Regions from separate parts of the Homo sapiens genome. Here region 1 is linked to region 2. Evidence: chromatin loops called from intact Hi-C (ENCODE). Cell type or tissue: B cell. All regions are shown on one strand.

The links. A loop is a pair of places that touch in the nucleus more often than their neighbours do. Peaks named below come from ENCODE experiments on the same cell type or tissue, not always from the same donor. Only the 100,000 strongest peaks of a DNase experiment are listed, where the experiment ranks them.
Region 1: a loop joins it to region 2, with 5 times the contacts of the local background. A loop is called at or near these places in 8 of 110 quality-filtered maps.

What each region holds. Positions count from the first base shown.
Region 1 is chr2:241,037,634-241,045,633 of GRCh38, forward strand. It overlaps SNED1 (sushi, nidogen and EGF like domains 1), which reads left to right. Exons shown (of 32, transcript NM_001080437.3): 7 at 2,442-2,555; 8 at 2,667-2,780. All of the region lies in intron 1 of SNED1-AS1 (SNED1 antisense RNA 1), which reads right to left. It also overlaps a transcript of MTERF4 not described here. Among named protein-coding and RNA genes, the nearest start is that of SNED1-AS1, 22 kb to the right of the region's middle. RefSeq lists enhancers at 3,726-3,775, 4,226-4,455. In B cell, no CTCF peak of the experiment used is centred here; DNase peaks (open chromatin) are centred at 975, 3,478 and 4,238; H3K4me3 peaks cover 1,750 bases; H3K27ac peaks cover 3,299 bases.
Region 2 is chr2:240,978,840-240,986,839 of GRCh38, forward strand. It overlaps CROCC2 (ciliary rootlet coiled-coil, rootletin family member 2), which reads left to right. Exons shown (of 32, transcript NM_001351305.2): 28 at 4,041-4,190. TANAR (TWIST1 associated long noncoding RNA regulated by androgen receptor) reads right to left here and starts at 7,298. Exons shown (of 2, transcript NR_186276.1): 1 at 7,060-7,298; 2 at 2,676-4,846. RefSeq lists enhancers at 4,516-5,023, 4,783-4,862, 4,873-4,992, 5,024-5,530 and a silencer at 4,543-4,702. In B cell, CTCF peaks have their summits at 4,722 and 4,921; a DNase peak (open chromatin) is centred at 4,702; H3K27me3 peaks cover 1,043 bases.

The sequences.
Region 1 (8,000 bases), 59 kb after region 2:
ACCAGGCCAGGATCAGGGTCAGACAGGCACCAGAGCCCGGATGGGAGCCCGCTGGGGATGTGGTGGGGCCGTCAGACCCCCTCTCAGCCCAGGACCAGCTTGAGGGGAACGTGAAGTGCTTCTGGGGTCAGATGGGCTGGCTGTGGGGCAGGAAGGGCACAGCCACACGGTCCCTGCCGCTCCCTGCGGCTGCTCCTGGACGCTGTTTCTCTCCTGCCCCTGCCTTCAGGGAAAGGGGGTCTCACAGCCTAGGTGGGGCCTGGAGTCCCTCTCCATCCTCACTGCTGCTACCAAACCTCAGCTTGCCCTCCCAGTTCAGAGCCCAGCTCTTTCGAAGCAGTTGTCATCAGAGTCAGCCTCTACTTACTGCCCTTCCCCCGGCACCTCTTTAGGCCCCTCACCCATGCCCTTCACCCACCTGGTAAAGAAAGGTGGACCCCCCCCCAATTCCTGCTCTCCATCTCACCATAGGGCTCTGCTCAGGGAGCTTTGCAAAGGGAGCCCCTAAAATCAAAGCACCGTGACCTGCTGCTCCCCACCCAGCTCAGCCAGGTGTGCGTGTCCTGTGTGACAGTCGCTTACAAAAACATGTAATAGATTGTTTAGATCAATGCATTCAAATAGTGACTATATCAATATCTCAATCTAGAAAAAAACAATTCTTATCAGATATTTATGGTCATGGGAGGTTTTTTAAAGTACTTCCTTCCTGTGTTTACACATATTGGTATTGGAGAGAGCTATAGTTGAATGGCAGTAAGGGACTTTTGCACCTGAAAGTACATTAGAATGAAGTTCTGCAGGAATGCAATGGAAATGTGACTTCAAGGTCCAAAGCAGTGAAGCACAATTCCCACCTGGCGAGATGGGCTTGCCAGTGTGTTTACAGATCACACATAGGTGACAGCACAGTGACCCCAGTTATCCCTTGCTCCCCGAGCCCTGCCACTGTCTTCCCACAGCCAGTGTCGGAGCAAGCTCCATTCATAGGAGCCTTTCTTCATCCAGAAACTCCTGCCCTGCTTGCCCACGTGCTCTCAACGTGAGACGGGTGGGAGTCGGGCTTCTGTGGCATTGGTGCCGTGGCAGACTCAGCCCTGCAGGCGTCTGTCCCTTGGTAAAGGCCAGGGAGGCTGGCAGGATCTCCTTCCTCTTGCTCAGTGCTCTCCCTGTGCGGTGCTGGCCAGGGGCCTGGCTGCGGGAGGACCCAGGCCTATGATGAGGGTCCCCAAGGGTGACTGGGCAGAGCTTCCCAGGAATGGGCTGCTCCTCGGCTATGCCCCAGGCTCCAGGAGCCCCTCTGTGATGTGCAGCCTGGTGAGGTCCCCTAAGAGGGCTTGAGGCTTGGCGCCAGGAGGCTGGTTCAGGTCTTGGGTCTGCAGCATGTCAGTTGTACGTGTGGCCTCGGACCGTGAGCCTTCACTTTCTCAGTGCAGCTGTGGCACAAGCCTTGGGTACAAGCCTTCCCGCCTCGACCCCCCACAGGGGCTCCCTGATCTTGGAAGCCACCTTGGCCCCCAGAACCCATAACAGCAGGGGCGCCCGCAACTAAAGGCTAGGGTGTGCATGCTCCTCCACCTAGCGGAGTTGGGGTCAGGGAGACAGGGATCACCATGTCCCATCAGCCACCAAAGGGCTTTCACACCTCCTGGGGGAGTAGTCAGGCCCTCCTGTCTCCTTCCTATGCCAAAGAGAGGGCCCCACCATTCCCCCATGACTCCAGGGAGGGACACACGCTTTGGCTATCACTCTTGTTTCTGAGTTTGTTCTGGGTATGAGCTGTCAGTAAGACAGGGGATGTGGTTCTCCTCTGCGTCTGGCTCTGCTGGCCAGGGCAAAGGAGAGACCTGGGATGTGTGGGCCAGGTGCTCTGGACTCAAGGAGGGCCAGCATCCGGTGAGGAGGGAGGGCAGAGGGTGGGCTCCCCTAGCTCACTCCCACTCAGTAACTGGGGGCCAGAGTCCCTTTGCCCTGGCCGTTCCTGCACAGGCCACTGCCTGCCCCACCCAGCCTCTCGCCCCAGGGGCCACTCCTACACCCTGGGTGCTGCACACCCTTCCAGGCTCAGTCACAGCCTGCATCCTTGACCACAGCTCTTCTCACAGTCCACTTGGAATAAGAGCCACCTAGGGAGGGACCATCCCCCAAGAGTGGGAGTGATTTCCATGCACCCCCATTTGCCCCTGCCCAGCATACACACCCATCCCTCCATCCCAGGTTTGCTGAATTAGACCCAGTTCAGACAGAGCTTCGGGTGGCCAGTCAGGACTGCCTGGCCAGGCCTCTTTCTTGCCTGTCGCCCGCTCAGAAACCTGCCTGCCAGGCCCCCCTGCAATGTAAGCCAGTTGGGGGTGGGGCTCAGTGTACGTCCCAGGGGTTTCTGTCCCCTCAGGTAACCATAACTGGGAGTCCATCGTCCTGTCTACACCTCCTCACTCTAGCCCAATCCCCCTGTGACACCAAAGAGTGTCAACATGGTGGCCAGTGCCAGGTGGAGAATGGCTCTGCGGTGTGTGTGTGCCAGGCCGGATACACCGGAGCAGCCTGCGAGATGGGTGAGTGGCCTGGCTTCGGATTGGAGAGGGGCTCCTGCCCGTGGCCAGGTGCTGGGCACAGGGTGGTTGTGGCCTGGCTCAAGCCAAGCCCGCACCTCTGCTGCCCCTCAGATGTGGACGACTGCAGCCCTGACCCCTGCCTGAATGGAGGCTCTTGTGTTGACCTAGTGGGGAATTACACCTGCTTGTGTGCCGAGCCCTTCAAGGGACTTCGCTGTGAGACAGGTAACTGGCCAAGTGCCTGCAGGCCACCATGGCTGATGGTGGCTTTGTGCCGTGAACACCCCCATAGCCACTTTCCCCTTCCTTCCTTGCCATCTGACTCACCTCACACCTGTCTCTGGGGTGGGAGGATGCCTCTGCCCCCTTCCCACTCCCCAGCGCTTCCCGCTCAGCCTGGATCCTAAGCCACCAACTGCAGGGAAAATAGGAAGCAAAAGATGGATGCTGCCTCCAGGGTGCTGTGTGAGGCTGAGCAACCCCTTCCCCTCTCTGGGCCTTGGTTTCCATCTGTGAAATGCCAGGAGGGATGACAAAGTTCACAAGTCTCCTCTTCCAGCCTGGGTGACTCTTGACTTTTTTAACATCTTCCTCTCCTACTCTAGAACCCTCAGCACACAAGGGAAAGTAACGGGAATCAGAAAGAAAACTGACCTTTCACTATTTTCTATTCTATTTTGTGTTGTTTAACTGCTAGTTGTGACTTGTTAGAGGAATTAAAAGGCCAACTGGAGATTGCAGCCTACAGTATAAAAATGGCTTTCGTGTCTGATTGTTGCACCTGCCTCCAGAGGCTCACCCACTGTGCCGACTTCTGTGGACGCACCAGGTGCTGCTTCTCTCCAGGGAGATGCTAAAGACAAACTATTCAGGTTATTTTTAGTTTAAAAAATTCAGGAGGAAATTCTGTTTTACCCGTAAGACACAGAGGGTCATGGGCCCTCCATCAGTCTTTGCCGAGTGCATGGGAGGCCAGGGTGTGTCCTGAGGGGAGGGTGGGGCAGGAGCGGGAGGAGGCAGCCTCACCTATTTGGCTGCTTTAAAGTCACTGTTCCGTGTCACAGCTCACTTTGCCCAGATTGTTATCTAAATATCAATGTATTTCACTAAATTCATGTCAGGAAACGGATAAGTGGTTTCAAAAATTTTTTGCAAATAAACCGTGTTTTCTACAGAATAATGATGCAAGTAGAGTGAATAATAAGAAACAGACTGGCCGGGTGTGGTGGCTTATGCCTGTAATCCCAGCACTTTGGGAGGCTGAGGCGGGCGGATCACTTGAGGTCAGGAGTTCAAGACCAGCCTGGCCAACGTGGTGAAACCCCATCTGTACCAAAAATACAAAAGTTAGCCAGACGTGGTGCTGCATGCCTGTAATCCCAGCTACTCGGGAGGTTGAGGCTGGAGCATTGCTTGAACCCGGGAGGCAGAGGTTGCAGTGAGCTGAGATCGCACCACTGCACTCCACCCTGGGTAACAGAATGAGTGAGACTCTGTCTAAAAAAAAACAAAAGAGGAAGAAGAAAGAAACAACAGACTGACGGTGGTGCTAACGTAATGACTGATTGACTGTATTACAAGGCGCAGATGCTGACAGTCTAATCAGGTCTGACAGGAAGTGGGCCACAAATTGGACACTACAAAAAAGAGTCTCTAGTCTTCTGCTTCTGGCCAACAAGAATTAACTGCTCTTGGAATTTCCCTCTCACCATCAACACCTAGAAAAACAGACAAAATCTGTGAAACCCTTTTCAGCCATTAGACAACAGACAGCACAAGCCTGTCACCCCTGAGAAAAGGGAATCAAATGAGGTGAGCCCTACAATTGCCCCAGATTCTGCCTGGGGCAGTTTCCACTCCACTGTGCTGGGAGGAGGAACTGAGAGTCCAGCAGTCCCTTTGAATTGAGGAGACAAAGATCCTAGTTCAGTGGCTACAGGATGGTGCTCCTGAGGCAGGAGGGAGCATGAGATCAAGAGGAGACCTCCCTGAATTTTGGCTTATTATTATCAGGCTCAGGATGAAATCTGCAAGGCTGGGGAAAGAACCACTAGAAAGCAGTAAGTCAAACACTTCCTGGAGCTCAAACAGGGCTGGGAGTCTATTGCATAGAGTCCTCAGTGGGGTGTCACTTTAGTAGTGCTGAACTAAAGACTAATGTCGACCTGCCCTAACAGATCTTAAAGAAAGCTTAAAAGGATCAAACTGATCCTAAGTCATTGAGCCATGTGCCAGAATAAAATCCTATACTCCTCAACAGGAGTATATCAATAATACAACAGAATCCAGAACTCCAAAATACCCAGTCAAAAATTATCAGGTCTACAAAGAAGTAACATATAACTCACAGTCAGGAGAAAAATAGATCAATAGAAACAGGCACCAGAAATGACAGAATTAGCAGATACAAATGTTTAATTATCTATTATGAATATGCTCCTATAATCAAGATTGTTGAGGGGAAAAAAACCTAATGAGAAGTAGAAGGTATTTTTAAAAACTTGTAGAAATGAAAAATATATCTGAGTTTTTAAAATACACTGAATAGTATTTACAGCAGGTTAGATATTGCAGAAGGAAAGATCAATGAACCTGAAGAGTGAAACAGAAACAATTCAATATGCATCACAGAGAGAATAAGACTAAAAGAAAAAGAAGAGATCTTCAGCAACCTGCAGAACGATATTAGGGTAATAGGATCCACGTATCTGGAGTCTGCGAAGGAGGATGGAGAACAGTATCAAGCAGCCTGGGATCCACGTATTTGGAGTCTGTGAAGGAGGATGAAGAACAGTATCAAGCAGCCTGGGATCCATGTATGTGCAGTCTGCAAAGGAGGATGGAGAACAATATTAAGCAGCCTGGGATCCACGTATTTGGAGTCTGCGAAGGAGGATGGAGATGGGTGTGGAAAGGAGTGTTATAGAAAAAGTATGTGAAGAAATAATACCCAAACATTTTCCACATTTGATGAAAACTAAAACCCACATTTCCAAGAAAAGCATGAAGAAAACCATGCAAAGCCATACCATAATCAAATTGCTGAAAACTAATGATAAAAAACCTCAAAAACAGCCAGAGGAAAAAGCCACATTACATACAGCGAAACAAGAATGAAACAGACTTCTCGTCAAAAACAATGCAAGCCAGGAGACACTGGAGTAACACCTTCAAAGCACTGAAAGAAAAAACCATCAACCTAGTGTACTGTATTACCAGCAAAACTACATTTCAAAAGTTAAGCTGAAATAAAGACTTTTTTACACAAACAAAAATGAAGAGCATTCATCACCAGCATACCTGCATTACAAAAAAATGTTAAAGGAAATTATTTAGTCAGAAGCAAAAAAAAACTGGTACCAAGGGAAAATCTGGATCTACACAAAAGAATGAAGAGTGTTAAAAATGATAAATATGTGGGTTGAAGACTTTTTAATCCCTTTAAAGAAAAATTTTAAAATAATAAAACTTACATGCAGAAATAAAATAGATGACTCCAATAACATAAACCAAGCTGTGCAAACTTTTTCTGTAAAGGGCCAGAAAGTAAATACTTTTGGCTTTGTGAGCCATATGGTCTCTATCACAACTCAACTCTACCATTGTAATGTGAAAGCAGCCAGCCATAGACAATATGTAAATGAATAGGTATGGCTGTGTTCCAATAAAACTGTACTTTTAAAAATTGATGGCAGGCAAGATTTGGTCTGTGGGTTATAGTTTACCAACTCCAATGTAAAAGATAAGAAGAAATGGAAGTATAATATTGTAAGGTCCCTATATTACATAAAGTGGTATATACTGTTTGAAGGTAGGCTGTGTAAGTAAAAGATATACATTGTAAACCCAAAACAAGTGAAAAATAATAATAAAGAATTACAGCTAATAAACCAATTGTGGAGATAGAAATTGAATCCTAAAAATACTCAATCCAGAAGGCAGGAAGAGAGGAAAAAAAGAAAGAAGTGGGACAAGTAAAAGCCGATAGCAAGATGATAGGTTCAGTCTAGTCATATTGGTAGTTACATTAAAATGTAAAATGATTAAACATACAAATAAAAGGCAAAGATTGTCAAATTGAATTGAAAAGCAATACCCAACTATATGCTGTCACAAGAACCCACTCTAAGTATAAAGACACAGGTAATTGTAAAGTAATAGAATGGGTTTCTGGTTCTGAAAAAGATAGAGTAAGCACAGTCTACCCCTGTCTCTCCCCCACTGAATACAGCTACAATCCTGGACAGAATGCATGGAGTAGCTGTCAGAGGACTCTGAAAAGTAAATAGTAGCAGGTGGATTGGGGAAGAAGACCAAGCTTCGAAGTACCACCAAACCAGTGGTGAGTTTACCATTTTTTGTTTTTTGCTTTGGTATCCCCCCAGCCAGGACTCAAAGCCACCTCAAAACCAGAAGTGGGCATCCACACGGACAGAAAGAGTGCTCCAGGAGAAGCCCTCTAGTCCAGCTTAAGAAGCAGGGCTGACAGTGCAGAAGTTGGGGAATCCTCAAGTGCCCTTAAACTGCGAAGGAAGAAACCTTCCTCTCCAGTTGGAGGTGCTGTGGTTTCAAAGGGGTTGGGTATTGTTTTTCCCTTTCCTGTTGTTTTTCCCTTTGTCTGTCATCCCATTACTTGGTCCCAGCCATGAATGCCATCATTATAAAAGTGGCAAGGTAGGGAAATAAAAGCCGCAGCGTTTTTGCCAGAGGACTGAAAAAGGTAGCCCCAGAAAACTGGAAAGTACTGGGGAAACTGGAGGGTGAATCTTGGGACAGCAACTCCATAAAGTTACTTATGAACTCCTGAGCTCCCCCAAGTTGAAGGAATCTGTGTAATCTGATCTAAATTGTATTGACAATACCATTTATAATAGCTCCTCTCAAATTGAAAGACTTTAGTATAAATCTACTAAAACATTAGAGAATTTGCATGCTGAAAAACTACAAAGTGCTGATGAAAGAAATCAAGATCAAGTAAATGGACAGACATACCATGTTCATGGATTAGAAGACTCAACGTAGTAAATATGGCAGTGCTCTCTAAATTGATTTATAGATTTAACATGATTCCAACAGAGGTCTCAGCAGAATCTTTTGTAAATGTAGACAAACTGCTTCTAAAATTTATATGGCAAGAAAAAGAATTTAGAAAACCAAAACAATTTTGATGAAGAATAAATTTTGAGGAATCACACTACTGAGTATTAAGATTTACTGTAAAGCCACAGTGATCAATTCAGTGTGATATTGGCAAAGGGACTGACACATGGATCAATGAAACAGGAGAGGAAATTCAGAATTAAGCCCAAACAAATATAGCCAATTAATTTTTGAAAAAGATTTAAATCCAATGGAGAAATGATAATCTTTTCAACAAATGGGGTTGAAACAATTAAATATCCTTATATGTATAAAAAAAAAACCTCAACTTCAACCTCACACCTT
Region 2 (8,000 bases):
TCCCTGCTCAGTCTCTGGGGTAGGAGCCTCAGGAGCCCAGGCTCATCCCTGCTCAAGCTCTGGGGTAGGAGCCTCAGGATCCCAGGCTCATCCCTGCTCAGTCTCTGGGGTAGGAGCCTCAGGAGCCCAGGCTCATCCCTGCTCAGGCTCTGGGGTAGGAGCCTCAGGAGCCCAGGCTCATCCCTGCTCAGTCTCTGGGGTAGGAGCCTCAGGAGCCCAGGCTCATCCCTGCTCAGTCTCTGGGGTAGGAGCCTCAGGAGCCCAGGCTCATCCCTGCTCAGTCTCTGGGGTAGGAGCCTCTGGAGCCCAGGCTCATCCCTGCTCAGTCTCTGGGGTAGGAGCCTCAGGAGCCCAGACTCATCCCTGCTCAGTCTCTGGGGTAGGAGCCTCTGGAGCCCAGGCTCATCCCTGCTCAGTCTCTGGGGTAGGAGCCTCAGGATCCCAGGCTCATCCCTGCTCAAGCTCTGGGGTAGGAGCCTCAGGATCCCAGGCTCATCCCTGCTCAAGCTCTGGGGTAGGAGCCTCAGGATCCCAGGCTCATCCCTGCTCAGTCTCTGGGGTAGGAGCCTCAGGAGCCCAGGCTCATCCCTGCTCAAGCTCTGGGGTAGGAGCCTCAGGATCCCAGGCTCATCCCTGCTCAGTCTCTGGGGTAGGAGCCTCAGGAGCCCAGGCTCATCCCTGCTCAGGCTCTGGGGTAGGAGCCTCAGGAGCCCAGGCTCATCCCTGCTCAAGCTCTGGGGTAGGAGCCTCAGGAGCCCAGGCTCATCCCTGCTCAGGCTCTGGGGTAGGAGCCTCAGGAGCCCAGGCTCATCCCTGCTCAGTCTCTGGGGTAGGAGCCTCAGGAGCCCAGGCTCATCCCTGCTCAGTCTCTGGGGTAGGAGCCTCAGGAGCCCAGGCTCATCCCTGCTCAGTCTCTGGGGTAGGAGCCTCTGGAGCCCAGGCTCATCCCTGCTCAGTCTCTGGGGTAGGAGCCTCAGGAGCCCAGACTCATCCCTGCTCAGTCTCTGGGGTAGGAGCCTCTGGAGCCCAGGCTCATCCCTGCTCAGTCTCTGGGGTAGGAGCCTCAGGATCCCAGGCTCATCCCTGCTCCGTCTCTGGGGTAGGAGCCTCAGGATCCCAGGCTCATCCCTGCTCAGGCTCTGGGGTAGGAGCCTCAGGATCCCAGGCTCATCCCTGCTCAAGCTCTGGGGTAGGAGCCTCAGGATCCCAGGCTCATCCCTGCTCAGTCTCTGGGGTAGGAGCCTCAGGATCCCAGGCTCATCCCTGCTCAGTCTCTGGGGTAGGAGCCTCAGGAGCCCAGGCTCATCCCTGCTCAGTCTCTGGGGTAGGAGCCTCAGGAGCCCAGACTCATCCCTGCTCAAGCTCTGGGGTAGGAGCCTCAGGAGCCCAGGCTCATCCCTGCTCAGTCTCTGGGGTAGGAGCCTCAGGAGCCCAGGCTCATCCCTGCTCAGTCTCTGGGGTAGGAGCCTCTGGAGCCCAGGCTCATCCCTGCTCAGGCTCTGGGGTAGGAGCCTCAGGATCCCAGGCTCATCCCTGCTCAGTCTCTGGGGTAGGAGCCTCAGGAGCCCAGGCTCATCCCTGCTCAGTCTCTGGGGTAGGAGCCTCAGGAGCCCAGGCTCATCCCTGCTCAGTCTCTGGGGTAGGAGCCTCAGGATCCCAGGCTCATCCCTGCTCAGGCTCTGGGGTAGGAGCCTCAGGATCCCAGGCTCATCCCTGCTCAAGCTCTGGGGTAGGAGCCTCAGGATCCCAGGCTCATCCCTGCTCAGTCTCTGGGGTAGGAGCCTCAGGAGCCCAGGCTCATCCCTGCTCAAGCTCTGGGGTAGGAGCCTCAGGATCCCAGGCTCATCCCTGCTCCGTCTCTGTGGTAGGAGCCTCAGGATCCCAGGCTCATCCCTGCTCAAGCTCTGGGGTAGGAGCCTCAGGATCCCAGGCTCATCCCTGCTCAGTCTCTGGGGTAGGAGCCTCAGGAGCCCAGGCTCATCCCTGCTCAAGCTCTGGGGTAGGAGCCTCAGGATCCCAGGCTCATCCCTGCTCAGTCTCTGGGGTAGGAGCCTCAGGAGCCCAGGCTCATCCCTGCTCAAGCTCTGGGGTAGGAGCCTCAGGAGCCCAGGCTCATCCCTGCTCAGGCTCTGGGGTAGGAGCCTCAGGATCCCAGACTCATCCCTGCTCAGTCTCTGGGGTAGGAGCCTCAGGAGCCCAGGCTCATCCCTGCTCAGTCTCTGGGTCAGGAGCCTCAGGATCCCAGGCTCATCCCTGCTCAGTCTCTGGGGTAGGAGCCTCAGGATCCCAGGCTCATCCCTGCTCAGTCTCTGGGGTAGGAGCCTCTGGAGCCCAGGCTCATCCCTGCTCAGTCTCTGGGGTAGGAGCCTCAGGAGCCCAGGCTCATCCCTGCTCAGTCTCTGGGGTAGGAGCCTCTGGAGCCCAGGCTCATCCCTGCTCAGGCTCTGGGGTAGGAGCCTCCGGAGCCCAGGCTCATCCCTGAGCACTCAGCTCTGGGGGAGAAGGGCTGGGGTTCTTTCCTGTAGCTACTTAAGCCCTCAGACTGAATCCACGTTTTCAAGGTTTGTTTTGCCAGCCTGCCTCTCACACAGCATCAGGATTTAGAGCCAAAGGGACACAAGAGATGAGAGCAACTCACTGGGGCCAGTGGGGCTGTGCATTAAGGGAGTACCACTCAATTATTACGGTTCATTCAAATTCCATAAAAGCTGAGTCATTACAAGAGGTTTGGGACCTCTTAAAACTGCCATGAAATATTTAAGCCATATTTGCAGAAAACTTCTGCTTTTCTACTGGAAAATTATATAGAAAATTATAATTTTCAAAATTGCACGAAGGGTGAAGCATCACAGTCTTAGGTACAAGCATTGTCTTCCTTCTTTTCCTTTTTTAAAGTAACAAAGTGTCGGACCAAAAAAAAAAGTGTTTTCAGAATCCGGCCACCCCAGAAGGAGCTGGCCATTTCTCCCACAAAACCCTCAGGAAGGTGCAAGGGCTCGGGGCTCATCAAGACCTGACCAGGCCAACTTGCAGTCAACAAGCTTCCAATGACGGACGCCTTGCAATCTCCTTCACACGTCTGGGGTCCTCTCAAGGCCCAACAGCTGCCAGCTCTGGGGCTCAGGGGACACGTCGGGTGCCATCCTCCCTCCTGGGATGACAGGGAGGCAGGATTCCTGCAAGCAGGAGGAGAAGGCAGCAGCGTAGGGTGGGGGCGCCAGCGGGGAGGCTGTGCACAGAGGGCAGCAGGTGCACGTGATCGAAGGGATGGCGAGTTCCCCGGGCAGTGTCCTGGGGGCAGCTGGGAGCACCACAGGCCCAGAGCAAGGCAGTGGCATGGCCGATGATAGTCAAGTGAAATGCACCCTCAGCCATCATGGGGTAGCACCTGGGGACAGTGAGGAAACTGAAGGGCTGTCACTGGTCCCAAGTGGATGATGGCGGTTTGGACAAGCTGAAGGCAGAGGGGCTGAGAAGAGGGCGCAGGGGTGAGGGACACAGCGGGGATCATGGGCCATCCCAGCTTCACGGACTCTGGAGCTCCTGAGCTTAGTTTGGGACTAGCCATGTCCCCAGGTGGGAGCTGAAGCAGGAGAACATGCAGTGTGATGGCAGAAGGGGCAAGCAGGGCCTGAGCCGAACAGGCTCCAGGAGCCTTGGGGAGGGTCACCTCAGGCTTTATCCCAAGGGCAGTAGGAGCCACCAAGGCTGGAGGCAGGGCAGGGATGCCACTGATGTGCCCTCTGAGACCACTGGCTGCAGCAGAGAACCTGCCAAGCCCAAGTCTTTGCCCACGCTAGACCAGACCCCCAGGACTTTCGTCTCAGGCTTCCTGGGGGTCCACACCTTTGAGGTTACATTGCAAACACAATCACCTGATCAACGCACTTCAGGTTGTCCTTAACCACGTTCTTGCTGTTTTCATCCCAGCGATACGGTCCTGCCAGACGGTCTAGGCAGATGCCCTGAGGCCAGGGTTTCCCTGCAGGGCCTCCCACCCCCAGTGTCTCCAGGTGGACCCTGTGTCTCCTTCCCCCCAGGAGCAACTGGAAACGCTGCGCCAGGCTCTTGAAGAGAGCAGGAGGCACAGCCAAGGTCTGGCCAAGCAGGGGAAGCTGCTGGAAGAACAGCTCACCAACTTGGAGCACAGGTGCCAGAAGGCTGAGGTATCGCTGGAGCCCCTGCGACAGGTGAGGGTGACCAGGAGGGCAGGGTACGCTGTCACCAGGAGGCGGTGAACAGGCCTACAGGGAAGAGGCCCTGTGGTCCTTTGCAGAATCAGTCCCTCAACATGAAGGGAGGCCTAGAGAGATGCTGGAGGCAGGTGAGCAGGCCTGCAGAGACCCAGGCACCATCCAGTCCCCCGCTGACAGATGGGGAAACTGAGCCTGGAGGGGCCCACAGGGAGTCAGGGGGCTGGATTTCTTGCCGTACAGTAAGCACCCCTACAACAGAGGAGTCAGCTGTGGACACGCCGTTTAGGAGAAAATAAGTTGAGGCCAGAGCCAGCCTTAGATGGAACGACCCCGCTCTCAGAAACTCGGGCCCTCCCAATCCCTGGCCCACGCCCAGCGTCTTCGGCCCAGGTGCTCTGCAGGCCGCAGAGGCTCAGCGGCGGGCAGGAGGCGGCCGAGGCGCAGGCGGAGAGGCGCGTCCTGCAGGAGCAGACGGCGGCGCTGCGCACCGAGCGGGCGCGTCTGCAGGGGGAGCTCGCGGCGCTGCGCGCTCAGCTCGCACAGGTAGGCGGCAGCGGTGGTCCTTAGAGAGGAAGGAGGAGCTCCTGGCTGGGGTCCGCAGGGGCGCGGCTGGGAGAGGCGCTGGCCCACGCATGCTTCTGTGTCCTCACCTGCCGGCGGGGTGGCACTAAGCTCAGGGTCAGGACGCCCGCAGGTGGCCACAGCCCTGCCAGTGGTGTCGTGTGCGCCCTGCCTTGGCTCTCCCTGGGGAGGCACCATGGGTGGGGGCAAATCCCCGGCTTTGTCTCCAGTGTCTGAGCCCAGCTTTGCTGGAAACCGAGTGGCCTGACACATCACACACCCCAGAGCCCCAGAGGCCCCTGCTCATGGTGGAGATAGCCCCTCCCCAGGGGTGTGCCCTGCGGCTGGAGCAACAGGTGGGCCAGCCTGTGCAGGTGCCCCACAACCTCCCCTCTCAACGCTCACAAGGATAGTGGCCCCTGAGCTCCCGGTAGGGCCTGGGCAGACAGGGTGAGAGACCAGGAAGAGCTCAGTGGTCAAGGGGTGAAGTGACGGTCATCACCCAGTCCTGTCATCCCCCGGCCTCCCCGGTGCAAGACAGGGTTTCCAAGCCCAAAGGTCAGACAAACGTAGACCACTGTGTCCAGGGGTGGGCCGCAGAGGTGAGGCCAGGTGGAGGCACCCTGCTGGCGGGTGGGTGATCCAGTGGTCCTGGCCACTGAGCTCGGACCCTGGACGCAGGTGGACCTGGCTTCCACGCATGAAACCAGACGGAGCAGAACCATTCGCGGGGAGATGAGGGGCGCACAGCCGCCAGGTCGACTGATAGGGAAACAGCCCAATAAAGAGGAAATGGCATTCCAGGAAGCAGGCAGAGCTTCTGGGAGCCTGCACCCCAGCCGTCACTCTGGGCCCACCGAGGAGGAGCCTGCTATGTACAACACCCCCTCCCCATCACCTGAGAGGCAGCTCTCTTGTCCTCTGTGAGCATTCCACACACACCCAGGCACTCACTCCACACACACCCAGGCACTCACTCCACACACACCCAGGCACTCACTCCACACACACCCAGGCACTCACTCCACACACACACCCAGGCACTCACTCCACACACACACACCCAGGCACTCACTCCACCACACACACACACCCAGGCACTCACTCCACACACACACCCAGGCACTCAATCCACACACACACCCAGGCACTCCACACACACACACCCAGGCACTCACTCCACACACACCCAGGCACTCACTCCACACACACACCCAGGCACTCAATCCACACACACACCCAGGCACTCCACACACACACACCCAGGCACTCACTCCACACACACCCAGGCACTCACTCCACACACACACACCCAGGCACTCACTCCACACACACACCCAGGCACTCACTCCACACACACACACCCAGGCACTCACTCCACACACACACCCAGGCACTCACTCCACACACACACACCCAGGCACTCACTCCACACACACACCCAGGCACTCACTCCACACACACACACCCAGGCACTCACTCCACACACACACACCCAGGCACTCACTCCACACACACACCCAGGCACTCACTCCACACACACCCAGGCACTCACTCCACACACACACCCAGGCTCTCACTCCACACACACACCCAGGCACTCACTCCACCACACACACACACCCAGGCACTCACTCCACACACACACCCAGGCACTCACTCCACACACACACCCAGGCACTCCACACACACACACCCAGGCACTCACTCCACACACACACCCAGGCACTCACTCCACCACACACACACACCCAGGCACTCACTCCACACACAAACCCAGGCACTCACTCCACACACACACCCAGGCACTCCACACACACACACCCAGGCACTCACTCCACACACACACCCAGGCACTCACTCCACCACACACACACACCCAGGCACTCACTCCACACACACACCCAGGCACTCACTCTACACACACACCCAGGCACTCACTCCACACACACACACCCAGGCACTCACTGCACACACCCAGCACACACACCCAGGCACTCACTCCACACACACCCAGACACTCACTCCACACACACCCAGGCACTCACTCCACACACACCCAGCACACACACCCAGGCACTCACTCCACACACACCCAGGCACTCACTCCACACACACACACCCAGGCACTCACTCCACACACACACCCAGGCACTCACTCCACACACACCCAGGCACTCAGCACACACCCAGGCACCCACTCCACACACACCCAGGCACTCACTCCACACACACCCAGGCACTCACACTGGGGGTCTCACTGCCCCCCACAGCAGGGTCTGGGTGCATGCAGGGCCCCCACCTGGCAGGTGAGGGCAGAGTGGGCACATGGCCCCAGCCCACGGGGTGGCCTCACACCGATCCCTCTTTCTGTTCATCCTCCTCTCCTTGATGCCGGCCTCTCAAGCTGTCTGCACAGTTGGGCTCCTCCCTGATGGGGACATGGTGGCTCTCCAGGGCTTCAGGGCTGGACACTGCCCTTTCTACAGCATGCGTTGTTTAAATGACTCCAGGGCACCATCAGTGTCCTGCACCGCGACTGGCTCACAAACGGGGCTGAGTGGAGAGGGTGGTGCATCACATGGGCACATGGGCACAGCTCCCACCCACCCTGTGGGTCCAAGGTGCAGGGTGGGGTAGTCCTGGTGGCCTGAGGCCAGAGTCCCCGCGGAAGCTGTGCCCACCTCCCTCTGGACCGGATGCTTTTGGAGGGGCTGCCTCCAGCTCGGCATCCATGGGCCCTGTTGCCCACTACCCAGGCCTCCTCATGGCCCCTTGACCCCAGAGCCCCACACCCACCCCCTCCCAGCTACTCTCCTGCCACCCTTGCTCATGCAGCCTCAGAGTGGCCGCCAAGATCAAGGAGAGCCAGAGGTCAAGGTAACCTGTGGGTCACCCAGCTGTAGGGACAGGCCTGGAAAGCCGAGCCGGTGTTGCCGGCTCCACGACCCATCCACAAGCTCCCACCTCCAGCGTCCTGGGGGACTCGAGCTTGTTCTCCTTGGGAAGTTTGTTCACCATCCCAGGCTGGATGGCGCAGGGGGAGGGGTGGGAAGGGCAGGTGTCTTTGGACTTCCATCCGTGGAGCCTGGGGGACAGCCCCTTGTCCCTCTGCTGTGTGCTGCTGAGGCCCTGCAGGAACAGGGAAGGTGCCCACACAGCCACCCAGGCTGGCCCTGCAGAGTGGGCTGCACCAGCTGTGGGCCCAGGGTTCTGATGCCCTCACAGCCCCCTTCTGGGAGT